Linked DNA regions of Homo sapiens: region 2 is linked to region 1. Evidence: read pairs that join two places in POLR2A ChIA-PET (ENCODE). Cell type or tissue: GM12878. All regions are shown on one strand.

The links. Peaks named below come from ENCODE experiments on the same cell type or tissue, not always from the same donor. Only the 100,000 strongest peaks of a DNase experiment are listed, where the experiment ranks them.
Region 2: POLR2A ChIA-PET joins it to region 1 with 7 read pairs; 3 of 35 experiments call an interaction of 5 or more read pairs at or near these places.

The regions. Positions count from the first base shown.
Region 1 is chr17:31,504,548-31,512,547 of GRCh38, forward strand. The region is part of intron 3 of RAB11FIP4 (RAB11 family interacting protein 4); the gene reads left to right. Among named protein-coding and RNA genes, the nearest start is that of MIR4724, 26 kb to the right of the region's middle. RefSeq lists enhancers at 4,332-4,811, 5,093-5,883. In GM12878, CTCF peaks have their summits at 3,843 and 4,698 (motif pointing left); a DNase peak (open chromatin) is centred at 4,444; H3K4me3 peaks cover 2,032 bases; H3K27ac peaks cover 2,078 bases.
Region 2 is chr17:30,936,107-30,944,106 of GRCh38, forward strand. The region is part of intron 5 of ADAP2 (ArfGAP with dual PH domains 2); the gene reads left to right. Among named protein-coding and RNA genes, the nearest start is that of ADAP2, 18 kb to the left of the region's middle. RefSeq lists a silencer at 2,176-2,376. In GM12878, no CTCF peak of the experiment used is centred here; a DNase peak (open chromatin) is centred at 3,173; H3K4me3 peaks cover 271 bases; H3K27ac peaks cover 1,074 bases.

The DNA of each region.
Region 1 (8,000 bases):
GTGAGCCACCGTGCCTGTCCTGTAACTTTCAAATGAACCAAGTTTCTTTTCAAATGAGCCATTTGAAAAGAAATTAGACTAAATATTATCAAAACTAAGGACATTTTCCTTCACAACTATATGCCATTAACACACCTGACAAAATTAAGCATAATTCCCTAATATCACCCAATATCTACTCCAGATTCCATCCTCCTTGTTTATCCTCAAAAGGTCTTTTACAGCTGGTGGTGGTTTGTTTGTTTGATCTGGGATCTAATCAAGGATAATATTCGGTTTCTATGTCTCTCAGTTAATCTAGAACAGTGGTTTGCAAAGTGTGGTCCTGGGACAAGTGGCATCCGCATCACCCGAGAACTTGTTAGAAATGCGTTTTCTTCCAGCCTGCCTCAACCTTTAGAAATGCATCTTCCCTGTGGTGATGTGTAACTTCTATCCCATTTTTCCGTTTGGTAGAAGTTAGATCCTAAGGCTTGATTTGAATTGAGTTAAATACTTAGTTAAGCCCACACTATAGGTGATGCTGTGTACCTCTTAGGCATCGCGTTGGGAGGCCAGCGCCTGGTTCTTTCCAATTAGTGATGCTAAATTTGATCTCTGCATTAAAGGGACAGTAGTCTGTGTTCTCCCTGGTAGAGGTATGTGGGGTGCTTTGGTGTTTTGCAGCAATCTGTAGGGTGATTCTTCGGTATTGTGCAAGTATCTAGTTTTTCATTAGCCTTTAATCTACTGGTGTTATTCTGCAGTTGTTGAGTGTAGTGTTCTGTATGTATCAGTCTGGAGTTTGTGTTGTTCTGGTCTTCTGTGTCCTCTCTAATTCTCTTGTTTGCTTATTCCATCAGTAATAATAATAATATATAATAATTATTATATATTAATATATAATTATTATATAATATATAATAATTATTATAACATATAATAATAATTATAATATATAATATATAATTATTATATTATATATAATAATTATATATTATATATAATTATTATATATTATATATAATAATAATTATAATATATAATAATATATAATAATAATTATATATTATATAATAATAATTATATATAATATATAATTATATAATAATAATTATATATAATATATAATAATTATATAATACATAATTATTATAATATATAATAATTATATATAATATATTAATAATATTATTATTACTATTATTAAAGACAGAATCTTGAGCTCTGTCACCCAGGTGCAATCATAGCTCACTGTATCCTCGAACTCGTGGCCTCAAGCAATCCTTTGGCCTCAGCCTCCCGAGTAGCTGAGATTACAGGCATGCACCACCTGGCTATTCTTTTTTACTTTTTTTTTTTTTTTGTAGAGATGGAGTCTCATTATGTTTCCCAGGCTGGCCTGGAGCTCCTGGCCACCTGCCTTGGCCTCCCAAAGTGCTGGCATTACAGGTGTGAGCCACGTTCAGCATGTTCCATCAGTTTCTGAGAGAGGTGAATTAACAGCTCCCACTTCCCATTCTGTTAAGTTTTGCTTTATGTTTTGAGACTGTTAGATGCATAGATATAAAAGTGTTACATCTTGTTAAATTTCAATTGTGTTTCTTGTAAGTGGTATGTAGTTGTTTTTAATTTACTCTGACAATATTGATCTTTTAATAGGATTATTTACTCAGTTTTCTTTAAAAGTATTACTGATGTGGTAGAGTTTTAATCCTACATAATCTTTAAGTTTTTAATTGACATACAATTGTACATATTTAGAGAGTACAGTCTGATGTTTTGATACACATGTGTATTGTGGAATGATCAAATCAGGGTCATTAGCAAAACCATCACTTCAAACACTTGTCATTTCTTTGTGGTGAGAACATTCAAAATGCTATCTTCTAGCTATTTTTAAATACACATTGTTGTTAATTGTAGTAACCTTACTGTGCAATAGAACACCAGGACTTAGTCCTCCCATCTGACTATAGCTTCGTGCCTGTTGACCAACCTTTCCCCGTCCTCCCTTCTCCTACCCTCTCCAGCCTCTGGTAACCACCATTCTACTTTCTACTTCTATGGGATAACTTCTTTAGATTCTACATAGGAGTGAGATCATGCTGTTTGTCCTTCTCTACTTGGCTTATTTCACTTAACACAATGTTCTGTAGGTTCATCCATGTCACAAATGACAGGATTTTATTCTTTTTTATGGCTGAATACTATTCCATTGTGTATATATACACCCCATTTTAAAAATGCATTCATCTGTTAATGGATACTTAGTTGACTCCATATTTTGGCTATTGTGAATTGTGCTTCAATAAATGTGGGAATGCAGATCTCTCTTTGACATACTGATTTCTTTTCTTTTGTTTGTATACCTAGTAGATGAATTGTTGGATCATATGATAGTTTTAAATTCTTTGAGGAACCTCCATACCGTTGTCCATAATGATTGTTCTATTAATACTTACAGTCCCAACCGGGCACAGTGGCTCACAGCTGTAATCCCAGCACTGTGGGAGGCCGAGGTGGGCGGATCATGAGGTCAGGAGTTTGAGACCAGTCTGGCCAATATGGTGAAACCCTTTCTCTACTAAAGATACAAAAAATTAGCCAGGCGTGGTGGCATGTGCCTGTAATCCCAGCTACTCGGGAGGCTGAGGCAGGAGAATCGCTTGATTCCGGGAGGTGGAGGTTGCAGTGAGCCAAGATCGTGCTATTGCACTCCAGCCTGGGCGACAGGGTGAGACTCCATCTCAAAAAAAGAAAAAAAAGGTTACAGTCCCATTAACAGTGTATAAGAGTTCCCTTTTCTCCACATCCTTGCCAGCATTTGTTATTTTCTGTCTCTTTGATGATAGCCATTCTTATTAGGGTGAGGTGGTATCTCATTGTGGTTTTGATTTGTGTTTCCCTGATGATTAGTGATGTTGAACATTTTTTCATATACCTCTTGGCCATTTGTGTGTTGTCTTTGGAGAAACACCTATTCAGATCTTTTGCCCATTTTTAAATTGAATTATTTGTTTTTTTGCTATTGAGTTGTTTGAGTTCCTTATGTATTCTGGCTATCAGTCATCTGTCCTTTTGGATGATTCAAGCATTTTTTTATTCCTTCATTTCTCTCATCTATTATTATTATTACTATTATTTTAAGATATAGGGTCTCACCATGTTGCCCAGGTAGGCCTTGAACTCCTAGGTTCAAGCAGTCCTCCTGCCTCAGCCTCCCAAATAGTTGGGGATACAGCCATGCACTGCCATGCCTGGCTTAGATTTTTAGTAATATGTTTTGTTTTATTTTATTTTATTTTATTTTAACTAATTTATTTTTAGACAGGGTCTCACTCCCGTTGCCCAGGCTGGAGTGCAGTGGCACCATCACAGCCTCGACTTCCTGGGCTCAGGTGATTCTCTATCCTCAGCCTCTCAAGTAGTTGGGACAACAGGCATGCGCCACCACACCTGGCTAACTTTTTGTATTTTTTGTAGAGATAGGGTTTCACCATGTTTCCTATGCTAGTTTCAAACTCCTGGGCTCAAGTGATCCAGCCACTTCAGCCTCCCAAAGTGCTGGGATTACAGGTGTGAGCCACTGTGCCCGGCCCGTTTTTAACTCCCAACCTTTGACATGCTCACTTGTTATTGGAACGGAAGTGGCACAGTGGGGAGAGAGGAGTGAGAGCGTCTCCCCACAGTGGATGGCTCAGCTGTTCGGGATGTTTCCAGTGGGATCACACCATGGTCCAGGGTCTGGTCTGCATCCTAATGGGCTTGAAAACCAGATCTTACTGGCTTTTCCCACACCCCACAACTTGAGTCCACTCATGCTCACTGATTGTCCCTAAATGGACCTGCAGAGCCAGTGGATCCCCTTGTGGTGAGAAATGCACTCACATGAGCTTGGGCAGCCCTTCTCTCCTGTCTGTCAGCAGGCTTCTGGGAGTGGGTGCTACGTGAACTTGGACACAGGGGCCAAGGGCTGGACAGGTGTGGAATGTTGAGCCAGGCCCCACCGCCTTTGGGGCAGGCTGGATGTGCTGGCCAGCCAGACCTGACACCTCTGGCCAGTGCCTGGGTGCACGCGGCCCGGGTCGGCCTCAGACCCTCCCTCTTGGTGCTTCCCAGGAGACCACTCGCTTAGCCCCTCCCTGAGGACAGGCTCTGTCTTTAGATCCCTTAGTACTTCAGTCCCTCTGTCAGCCTCAGGAAATGTGTGCATCTCTCTTAGTTGAGCTCCCAGGAGGTTATCTGACATCTCTCATTTCTGAGTCTTTCTGGGAGCCTCAGCACACACCCCGCTTCCTCTCTGTGGGCTCCTCTGACGCTGCCTTATCAGCAGTGTGTGTGTTGGGGTGAGGTTGTGAGATCGGAGAGAGAGACAGCTCAAGAGTTGTGATGAAAACACTGAAAGAAAGGCAGTGTGGGCTTCAGCAGCCCTTCCTCGGTGATGTTTGTGCAGCAGCAGAACTTGTTGAGTGACCGCCTTTGCTTTATGTAAATGTCATGAGTTCTGGAGAAACACAAGCATGGCTTTCGCTTTCTTTTCTGTTCAGCACCAACCTGAGGTTCCACAGCCAGTGTGTGCCAGATCCAGAACTGAACCAAATCTGCCCAAGAGCCTCAGTCTCCACATCTTCAAGCCCAGGAGTTTGAAACCAGCACAGGAAACGTGGTGAAACCCTGTCTCTACAAAAAATCTGTAAAATAGGGTGATTTATTACCTCCCTCTGGGGGTGATGCAAGAAGCCTGCTTGCTTCTCATGTGAAATGAATGAGCACCTGGGGAACCCCAGTTGTCCCGGTTGCCCCCGCTCCTGGGGTCTGCAGGCCCACCTTAGGATGGAAGTGGAGCGCAGCAACCAGGTGTCTACACAAGATCCACTCCTAGAAGCTGCAGGGCGGGAGCAGTGGGCCCTGCTGAGGGGTGGTCTTGAGCTCCTGGCCACACCCTTTCTGGGGTGAGTTTCAGGAGGTGGATCCGGGGCCCCCGGCTGGGAGAAGAGAGTCTGGAAGCTGCCCTGCCTTGGCTGCCATCCCCTGGGAGGGAGTTTAGCTGGAGGAATGGGGCACTGGGTCCCTCCCTGACACCCCGGGGCCTCTGAGCCACTCTGGGGATGGAACGTAGCAGTGCAGCATTTCTTCCTGATCAGAGCGGGAAGCTCTGGGCTGCAGAGCTTTGATCTCACAGTATGTGGTCAGTCCCCGGGGCTGGCTGAGGTGTGGGATGATCCCTCGTGACCTGGCGACCTGGTGCTCCCATGCTTACCCCTGGCTCTGTTGGGGTGAGCCGAGGCCTCATGTCTGAGCTGAGGTTGCTTGTTGTTCAGAAGGCAAGGCCGAGGCACTGCCTCTGGGTGGATGCTTGAACCCCCTTTATCCCACCCTTGCCTTGGCTGGTGCCTGGGCAACTCTCTGTTGAACCAAAACCTCTTATCAGCAACTGATAAGTACCCAGCCTTGCATCTGCAGAGCAAGGCCTGACCCAGAGCCAGGGTTGGCAGCTGCAGCAGGAGTCCGTTACAGCCAAGATTGCGTACCAGTCTCTGCGGCCACCACCTTTTCATGATGAGAGCAGCCAAGCCACAGTGGGGTGTGGAAGACCCCAGCCCTAGCAATCACATCCCTTCCCTGTGGACCTGGGGACATTGGCACCTATGAGTTAGCTCAGTAAGCTGAATTTCCTGCTGCCCATAGGAAGGACCCCGTGAGACCTTGACCTGGCCCATCTCGTTCCAGAGCTGTTGGTTGGCTGGGAGTGGGGTGAGAGATTCATCACAGGCCTAGCCCTGGCAACCGCTGGACTCCCCTACACTAGGCTTAGTGTGTGTCCACCCCCACCGCACACATGCACACCTTCCCAGCGGCAGCGCTGCACGTGTGCCTGCTGGTGCCTTGCTGCAAGGGAAGTGGGCATGTGCCCGCCCAAGCTATTTTTACCCTGCCTTGTCCCCACAGAGCTGTTCTTTGGCTCTGAGTTAGTGCCTGGGGAATGAGGCCGTTGCCAGGGCTGGGGGTGGATGAGCTGGAACCTCGGAGCTTCTTGGACTCCCTTCCCCAGGCAGCATCTCATCTTAATGCTTACTAAAGGGTGTGACTCGTGTGCAGGGCGACCTTCCATAAGAGTGGGCAGGAGAGGACCCTGGTGGGGAGAAAGAGGCACTGATGTTTGGAGGGCAGGCTCTGGAACCTGCAGGTCTGGCTTCCTGCAGCCAAAAAAACCCAGCCGAGCTGCAGCCCAGTGAGCCACGGTGGGTAGAGGGAGAGGTCCCAGGGGCTGGATGGGAGCCAGGAGGCCAGGAGGTACCCTGGATTGTTTTCCTTCAACACAATGACGACAATAGTAGTTCAGTTTTGGGGTGTGGTGGTGTGTACCTGTAGTCCTAGCTGCTTGGGAGGCTGAGCTGGGAGGATCACTTGAGTCCTGGGAGTTTGAAGCTGCAGTGAGCTGTGATTGCGCCACTGCATTCCAAGGGTTTTTTTGTTTTTGTTGTTGTTTTTGTGTTTTTGTTTTGTTTTGTTTTGTTTTCTGAGCACTTTCTGTGTGTGCTAAGACCATAAAGTGCTTAGGATGTGTAGCAGCTCATTTAATCCTAATCACAGTTAACTCCATTTTATAGATGGGGAAACTAAGGCACTGAGCAGTTCAGTAACCCTGAAGCTGCAGAGCTCATGAATGGTGAATGGTGGAGCAGGGCTCTGGCCTGGCCGTCTACTCCAGAGCTTGTCCTTAACGCCACCCCGCGCCTCCTTTTGCCGTGTGTTCCGCGCCCTCATGACACAAGGCATTGTCCTAGTTCCCTGTGGCAGCCTGCCAGGCAGGTGGTTCCCTCCCCGTGTTTACATCAGGCCCAGAAATTAAACAGCTGATCCAGCATCAGACAGTCAGGCAGTGACCACACCAGAGTCGGCACCCAGGTCTCAGGGTCCTGTGGCTGTGCTGTTCCCAGCTCATCATACTGCAGTACAGTATGGTTCCACCACCTGCCATGTGCTCTCTACAGTGCTAACCACTGGGGTTCTGACATGTAAATCCCCATAGCTACCCACTTAGGGTCCTTGCTCTCACAGGGAAGGTGGACATGTGGTCACTTGGGGTCCATGTACTCTGTGTGTCAGCTCAGGGAAACGCAGGGTGCTGGCGTGTGCCTGTGAGGTGGCTCCCCATGGGGGAGGTGGGGAGGGAGAGGACCAGATGCTGCATCCGCTCTGAGAGTGTGGACAGTGTGGCATTGTTGGCCACTCTGAGGCTGGGACGGCCCCCACGTGTATTGATACTTGGCCTTTTCAGCAGCCCTGAATTCATCCCTTGCCAACTTCCTACAAAAGAAGGGGTGACTTGGGGCCTGCTGGCAGGCGAACACGGCTCTCAAGACTGGAGAGGGCCCCACGGCAGGCTGTGTGCCTCTAGGTTCCCACTCCCTGCTGGGGACAGGGTGGGACAGTGGGACAGCGAGGTAGGGGTGCAGGGGATGCAGACCTGCCCTGCCAGAGTGGCTGGCTGGATCCTGTTCTCCAGCTCTCTCCAGAATGCCCTGGCCTCAGGTAATTCCTCAGCTTGGCTTCTCTGAGGAGGGTGGGCGTCCCTCCTGGCTGCTCGTCTGTCCAGGACATTGCTGGCTGACCAGCCGGGGACCCATGGCTGTAGGAATAGCTCACCCTCTGTTGCCTGTAGCCCCTCGTGAGGCCAGGTCAGAATTTACGGCTCCTACCGTGACCGACTCTCCGGTGTAAATTGTCACGTGTGGCCCCCTAGAGCTGCCACTGAGGTGGAGTTGACTGGCCCCATTCTGTAGGTGAGGAGCCAGGTGCTCACAAAGGTGGTCACTTGTCCAAGGTCACATGGCTTGTAAGTGGCTGGGCCAGCAGGGCCGGAAACCCAGACTGCTAGGCCCCAGAGCTGAGCCCTCACCCAAGCCCACCCCCAGGGGCCTCCTGGGGCTTCTGGAGGAACACGCTGCTGCATCCGCTCTCTCCCTTCACCCCGGGGTCCGCTGGCAGGTGGAAGAAAGCCTGGGGTGGTGTGG
Region 2 (8,000 bases), 570 kb before region 1:
TCTATGGATTTGCCTAATCTGGTTATTTTTATTTTATTTTACTATTTTATCTTATTTATTTTTTTAGAGACAGAGTCTTCCTCTGTTGGCCAGGCTGGAGTGCAGTGGTGCAATCATAGCTCACTGCAACCTTAAATTACTGGCCTCAAGCACTCCTCCTGCTCCGGTCTCTCAAAGCACTGGGATTGCAGATGCATACCACTCCACCCAGCTAATTTTTATTTACTTATTTATTTTTGTAGAGATAGGGTTTTGCTTTGTTGTCTACGCTGTTCTCAAACTCCTGGCTTCAAGCAATCCTCTGCCTCAGCCTCCCAAAGTACTAGGATTATAGATGTGAGCCACTACGCCAGGCCCATATCTGTCTTTTTTATAATAGCCGTCTTCATGGGTATGAAGTCGTATCTCATTGTGGTTTTGATTGGCGTTTCCCACATGGCAAATGATGTTGAGCATCTTTTTAATGTGCTTATTGGCCATTTGTATATCTTATTTGTAGAAATGTCTATTCAGATCCTTTCCCATATTGGCCGGGCGCGGTGGCTCACGCCTGTAATCCCAGCACTTTGGGAGGCCGAGGTGGGCAGATCAGGAGTTCAGGAGATGGAGACCATCTTGGCTAACACAGATACTTTCCCCATATTTTAATTAGGTTATTTGTCTTTTTATTATTAAGTTGTAATAGTTCTGTATATATTCTAGATACAAGTCACTTATACATGTAGGATTTGCAAAAATTTGAGCTTTTGGATTTTACTGAGTGAGATGGGAAGAAATTGGAGGATTTTGAGCTGAGAAGTGATATTATTTGACTTAAGTTTTTGATTGATTGATTGATTTGAGATGGAGGCTCACTCTGTCACCTAGGCTGGAGTGCAGTGGCGTGATCTCGGCTCACTGCAACCTCTGCCTCCCAGGTTCAAGCAATTCTTTGCCTCAGTCTCTCGAGTAGCTGGGATTACAGGCGCGCACCACCATGCCTGGCTAGTTTTTGTATTTTTAGTAGACAGGGTTCCACCATCTTGGCCAGGCTGGTCTTGAATTTCCGACCTCGTGATCCACCCACCTCACCCTCCCAAAGTGCTGGGATTACAGGCGTGAGCCACCGCGCCCGGCCTATTTATTTATTTTTTGAGATGGGATTTCACTCTATTGCTCAGGTTGAAGTGCAATGGTGTGATCTCGGCTCACTGCAACCTCCACCTCCCGGGTTCAAGTGATTCCCCTGCCTCAGCCTCCCCAGTAGCTGGGACTACAGGCGTGCACCACCACACCCGGCTAATTTTTGTATTTTTAGTAGAGACAGGGTTTCACCATGTTGACCAGGCTGATTTAGAACTCCTAACCTCATGTGATCTGCCCACCTCAGCCTCCCAAAATGCTGGGATTATAGGCATGAGCCACTGCGCCCAGCCTGACTTAAGCTTTTAAAAAGCAGCACGCTGGCTGCTGCTAGGGTGAGTAGGGAGGAAGGAGGCCAGAGCAGAGGCAGAGAAATTAGTCAGGAAGCTGTTGCAATAACCCAAGTGAAGAAGAATGGTGGATCCGACCAGGATGGTTAGAAGTGGTCAGATTCTGGATATATTTTGGAAGTAGAGGCAATAGAATTTATTGAAGGATTGGATGTGGGGTGTGAGAGTAAGAGGAATCAAGGATGATTCCCAGATTTTTGCTCTATAAAACTACAAGAATAGATTTGCTATTTACTAAGGTGGCAAAGACTTAGACCCCTAAGGGGATGCTCAAAAGTCCTTTTTATTTTGAGATGCCTATGAGTCATCCAGTAGAGACATGGGGAAAGAAGTTGGATGTATGTTTCCTGAATTCTAAACCCAAGTGGCAGAAGTTGGATGTCTGATTTGGAGGCTTGGAGAGAGTTTGGAACTGGAGTCGTCAGCATGTAGACTGGTTTAGTAATGGGACTGGCTAGGATCACCTAAGCAGGAAAAAGGTGTTCAAGGACTGAGTATTTTGGTTATGTGTTGCTGAGTAACAAACCATCCTAAAACTTAATGGCTTAAAATATCAATTTACTATTTCTCACAATCCTATGGGTCAGGAATTTGAGGAGGCCTCGGCTGTTCTGGTGTACTCCATGTGGCATCAGCTGGGCTACTCTGCTGCCCTTAGCTGGCCAGAGACCCAAAGAAGCTTTCACTCATGTCTGGTGCCTTGGTGTACTCTATATGGGGGCTCTGTCTTTCTCATTCAGGAGTCTAGCTTAAGCTTTCTTGTGGCTTGGCTGCTGACTTCCCTAAACAAAAGCAAATGCTACCAGACCTCTGGAAGGCTAACCAGGAGCTGCATTCTGTTGGTCAAAGCAAGTCATGCAACAAGCCCTGATTCAAGGGGAGGGGAAATAGATTCAACCTCTTCATGGATAGAGGGTCACGTATACACTGGGAGGGAAAGACTGGGTGAGCGCCATCTTTGGAGACCATCTACCCCATTGAGCCCTGGGGCATTCCAGTATTTAAAGGACAGAAAGATAAGAAGTTTTCAGCAAAGAGAATGTGAAATTGTGGCCAACAAAGTAAGAGAAGGATAAGCTCTGAGCACTTTAGCCTTCACCTTACTCTATTTCCTATATGTAGAATTATTATATATTCCCCCTGTTGCTTTTCTAGGCAGACCAGAGCAATGCTAAAAGGTCTGTCTATGGGGAGGAGAAGGGAGGATGAAGAGAAGTGGGTTAAAGGGTACAAACATTGTAAGATGCAAGGAATAAATTCAATATTTGATACCAGAGTGGGGTAACTATGCTTAACAAAAATACTCTGGTGACCAACACCCTAAATATCCTGGCTTGATCACTACACATTATATACATGTAGCGAAATTTCACATGTACCCCATAAATTTGTATAAATAATAATATAAAAGGTCTGTCCAATGTGGCCACAGTCTGGGACCAAGTAAAAAGTGTTAAGGGATGAAGAATCTTTACCCTCCAAGTTAGAGGAAGAATTTTTTCCCAGTCTTCAATGTAAAGCACTGAAAAATGTGGCTTTTTCAACATTTTTGCTGAAATGGTACAAAAGGCCGGAAGAGAAAGCGCTACTGCAGTTAGGAAAGGTCACCAAACCCCAGCAGCTGCTGCGAGTTGGTCTCTCGGACAGGGCCTCATCATTGGTTGAAAAAAGTTGATCTGTTTTTCAGTCCTACGCCAGTTCAGTCTAGAATAGTCCAAAAATAGAATGGGCTCCCTATGTTCTTTTTTATTTATTTCCCAAAGTGGATATTTTAAAATCATAAAGGTAACTAATTTTTAGGTAAAACTTTTGGGTAATACAAAAAAGGAAATGAAGTATAAAGAAAGTGAAACTGAAAAAAAAAAAAAAAAGCCCCAAGCTCTATACAAAGCACTTCAAAAAGTTCTTGGAGGCCAGGCTCGGAGGCTCACACCTGAAATCCCAGCACTTTGGGAGGCCGAGGCAGGCAGATCACGAGGTCAGGAGATTGAGACCATCTTGGCTAACACGGTGAAATCCCGTCTCTACTAAAAATACAAAAACTTAGCTGGGCGTGGTGGCAGGCGCCTGTAGTCGCAGATACTCAGGAGGCTGAGGCAGGAGAATGGCCCGAACCTGGGAGGCGGAGCTTGCAGTGAGCCGAGATGGCGCCACTGCACTCCAGCCTGGGCGAAAGAGCAAAATTCCATTTCCAAAAAAAAAAAAAAAAAAGGTATTGGACAAATGAGATTAAAATTAAAGATATAAACTTTATTTCTCAACATAAGCTCCATCAAGGTCAAGACACTTTTATAAGTGATGACACCAGCCATTTAGTCCATCCCCTAGCAATTGAGGGTCCTGGGAATTTAACCATGCCAATGCAGTCTTTTTTACATTTTGTTTTTTTATGCTGTTTTCTGAGACAGGGTCTTGCTCTTTCACCAAGGCTGGAGTACAGTGGTGCAATTCTAGCTCACTGCAGCCACAACCTCCCAGGCTCAAGCGCTCCTTCCACCTCAGCCTCCCGAGTAGCTGAGACTTCAGGCACACACCACCATGCCTGGCTAATTTTTGTATTTTTTGGCAACGACAGGATTTCATCATGTTGCCCAGGTTGGTCTTGAACTCCTGAACTCAACCGATCTACCAGCCTCAGTCTCCCAAAGTGCTAGGATAACAGACATAAGTCACCACGCCTGGCCTTTTTTTTTACACTATTAACTGAAGAAAGATGGGTACCCTTTACAGATTTTTTTTTTTTCGAGATGGAGTCTCGCTTCATCGCCCAGGCTGGAGTACAGTGGCACGATCTCGGCTCACTGCAACCTTCGCCTCCCAGGTTCAAGTGATTGTCCTGCCTCAGCCTCCCCAGGAGCTGGGATTACAGGCGTTGGCCACCATGCTGGGCTAATTTTTGTATTTTTAGTAGAGACGGGGTTTCACCATGTTGGCCAGGCTGGTCTCGAACTCCTGACCTCAAGTGATTCGCCCGCCTTGGTCTCTGAAAGTGCTGGGATTACAGGCGTGAGCCACCATGCCCGGCCTCCTTTACAGATTTTTTAAGATTAGAAAACAAAAAGAAGTTAGAAGGAGCCGAATTTGGACTGTAAGATGATGCATAATCACTTCCCATTGAAACTCTCACAAAATTGCCCTTGTTTGATGAGAGAAATGTAGTTGAAGCATTGTCCTGGGGGAGAAGGACTCTCTGGTGAAGTTTTCTCAGATGTTTTTCTGCTGAAGCTTTGGCTAACTTTCTCAAAACACTCTCATAATGAGCAGATGTTATTGTTCTTTGGCCCTCTAGAAAGTCAACAAGCAAAATACCTTGAGCATCTCCCAGAAAACTTTACCATGGCCTTTGTTCTTGACTGGTCTGCTTTTGCTATGACAGGACCACTTCAACCTCTCGGTAGCCATTGCTTTGATTATGCTTTGTCTTCAGGATCATACTGGTAAAGCCATGTTTCATCTCCTGTTACAGTTCTTCAAAGAACTGCCTCAGGATCTTGATCTCACTTGTTTAAAATTTCCATTGAAAGCTCTGCTCTTGTCTGCAACTGATCTGGGTGCAATGGCATTGGTACCCATTGAGTGGAAAGTTTGCCCAGCTTTAATTTTTCAGTCAGATTTGTGTGAGCTGCACCAATTGAGGTATCTGTGGTGTTAGCTATTGTTTGTGCTGTTAATTATTGCTTCTCTTCAATTAGGGCATGAACAAGATGATTTTTTTCATTGTAAATTGATGTAGATGGTCTGCTGCTGCAGGCGCCATCTTCAACATCATCTTGTCCCTCCTTAACAAGTTATCCATTTGTAAACTGCTAATTTTGTTGGGGATTTGTCCCCGTAAACTTTTCTGAAAGCACCAGTGATTTCACCATTCTTCCATCCAAGCTTCACCATAAATGTTGATGTTTGTTCTTGCTTCAATTTTAGCAGAATTCATGTTGCTCTGAGAGGGGCTGTTTTCAAGTTGATGTCGTATCCTTCTTAGTGCCTCAAACAAAATCCCACTCAGACATGTTATAACAAGTTAGTATGAGTTTATTTTGGTGCAAAACAATTTGAAATCCATGCATAGCTTTTTCATACTATGTGTTTTCCATGAACTTTTCTAAGTCACCTTGTATAAGAGTATTATATGATCTCATTTATATGAAATTTTAGAACAGGCAAAACTGTACTGATAGAAGACAAATAAGTGGTTATCTGGTGTTGGAATGGGGTAGAGATTCTGCGAAGGGGGATGAGTGAAGTCTTTTGGGGTGACATTTAGGATGATAAGTAATGTTTTATATCTTGATTGTTGTGGTTACATGGGTATATACATTTGTCAAAAATCAAACTATTTTTTTTTTTTCGAGATGGAGTCTTGCTCTGTCACCAGGCTGGAGTGCAGTGGTGCGATCTTGGCTCACTGCAGCCTCCGCCTCCTGGGGTCAAGCGATTCTCCTTCCTCACCCTCACTAGTAGCTGGGACTACAGGTGTGTACCACCACTCCCAGCTAATTTTTGTATTTTTAGTAGAGACAGGATTTCACCATGTTGGCCAGGATGGTCTCGATCTCTCAACCTCGTGATCCACCTGCCTCGGCCTCCCAAAGTGCTGGGATAACAGGTGTGAGCCACAGTGCCCGGCCCAAACTTAATACGGGTACACTTTATTGTTTCTAAACTACACCTCAATAAATGTTGATTAAGTGAAAATTAACAATGAGATACAATTCCATACCCATCATATTGGCAAAAATTTTGTAATCTGGTAGTGTCAAGTGTTGGTGAGTATATGGGGAAAGGGGAACTATTCTATTTCATTGATGGAAGTAAATATTGGTACAATCACTGTTGAGCCATTCAGCAGAATAATTTGGCAGTCTCTAGTAAGTGAAGATGTATATAACTGTGATCCAGCAATTCCATTTCTAAGCATACGCTGTGACCTACAGATGCACTCACATATGTGTACCAGATGCACAAACTGACTGCAACATTACTTATGATAGCAAAAAATCAGGAACAATCTCAATATATATATCGGAACAATCTATTAACAGAAAATAGATTGATAACTTTTGGTATAGTCATTTACAAGAGCAAACTAGACTGGTGTATCTCAGCATGGGTAGACCTCAAAAATATAATGTTGAAAGCAAAAAGAACCTCATTAAAATGGGCAAAAGATGTGTACAGACACTTCTCAAAGAAGACATACACGTGGCCAACAAGCAAATGAAAAAATGCTCAACATCACTAATCAGAGAAATGTAAGTCAAAACCACAATGAGATACCATCTATACCAGTCAGAATGACTGTTATCAAAAAGTAAAAAAGTAACAGATACTGGTGAGGTTGTGGAGAAAAGGGAATGTTTACACACTTGTGGCAGGAATGTAAATTAGTTCAGCCACGGTAGAAAGCAGTTTGGAGATTTCTCAAAGAACTTAAAACAGAACTAACATTTGACCCAGCAATCCCATTACTGGGTATATACCCAAAGCAATAGAAATAATTCTACTATAGGCCGGATGCAGTGGCTCACGCCTGTAATCCCAGCACTTTGGAAGGCAGAGGCCGGCGGATCACCTGAGGTCGGGAGTTCGAGATCAGCCTGACCAACATGGAGAAACCCTGTCTCTACTAAAAATACAAAATTAGCCAGGCGTGGTGGCGTATCCCTGTAATCCCAGCAACTTGGGAGGCTGAGGCAGAAGAATCGCTTGAACCCAGGAGGTGGAGGTTGCAGTGAGCTGAGATCACTCCATTGTACTCCAGCCTGGGCAACAAGAGTGAAACTCAGTCTGAAAAAAAAAAAGGAAAGAAAGAAAAGAAAAAAGAAAGAATTCTACTGTAAAGACACATGTACATGTATTTTCATCGCAGCACTATTTACAATAGCAAAAACATGGAATCGGCCCAGATGCCCATCAATGGTGGACTGGATAATGGAAATGTGGTACATAAACATCATAGAATACTACACAGCCATAAAAAAGAATGAGATTGGCTGGGCACAGTGGCTCATGCTTGTAATCCCAGAACTTTGGGAGGCCGAGGCAGGTGGATCACGAGGTCAGGAGTTCAAGAACAGCCTGACCAACATGGTCAAACCCCATCTCTACTAAAAATACAAAAATTAGCCAGGCATGGCGGCACGTGTCTGTAATCCCAGCTACTCAGGAGGCTGAGGCAGGAGAATGGTTAGAATCTGGGAGGCAGAGGTTGCAGTGACCTCAGATCACGCCATTGCACTTCAGCCTGGACAACAGAGCAAGACTCTATCTCAAAAATAAATAAATAAATAAATAAATAAATAAATAAATAAATAAATAAATAAGAACCAGATTGGCCGGGGGCGGTGGCTCATGCCTGTAATCCCAGCACTTTGGGAGGCCGAGGCGGGCAGATCACCTGAGGTCAGGAGTTTGAGACCAGCCCGGCTAACATGGTGAAACCCCGTTTCTACTAAAAATACAAAAAATTAGCTGGGTGTGGTGGCACACGTCTGTAATCCCAGCTACTCGAGAGGCTGAGGCAGGAGAATC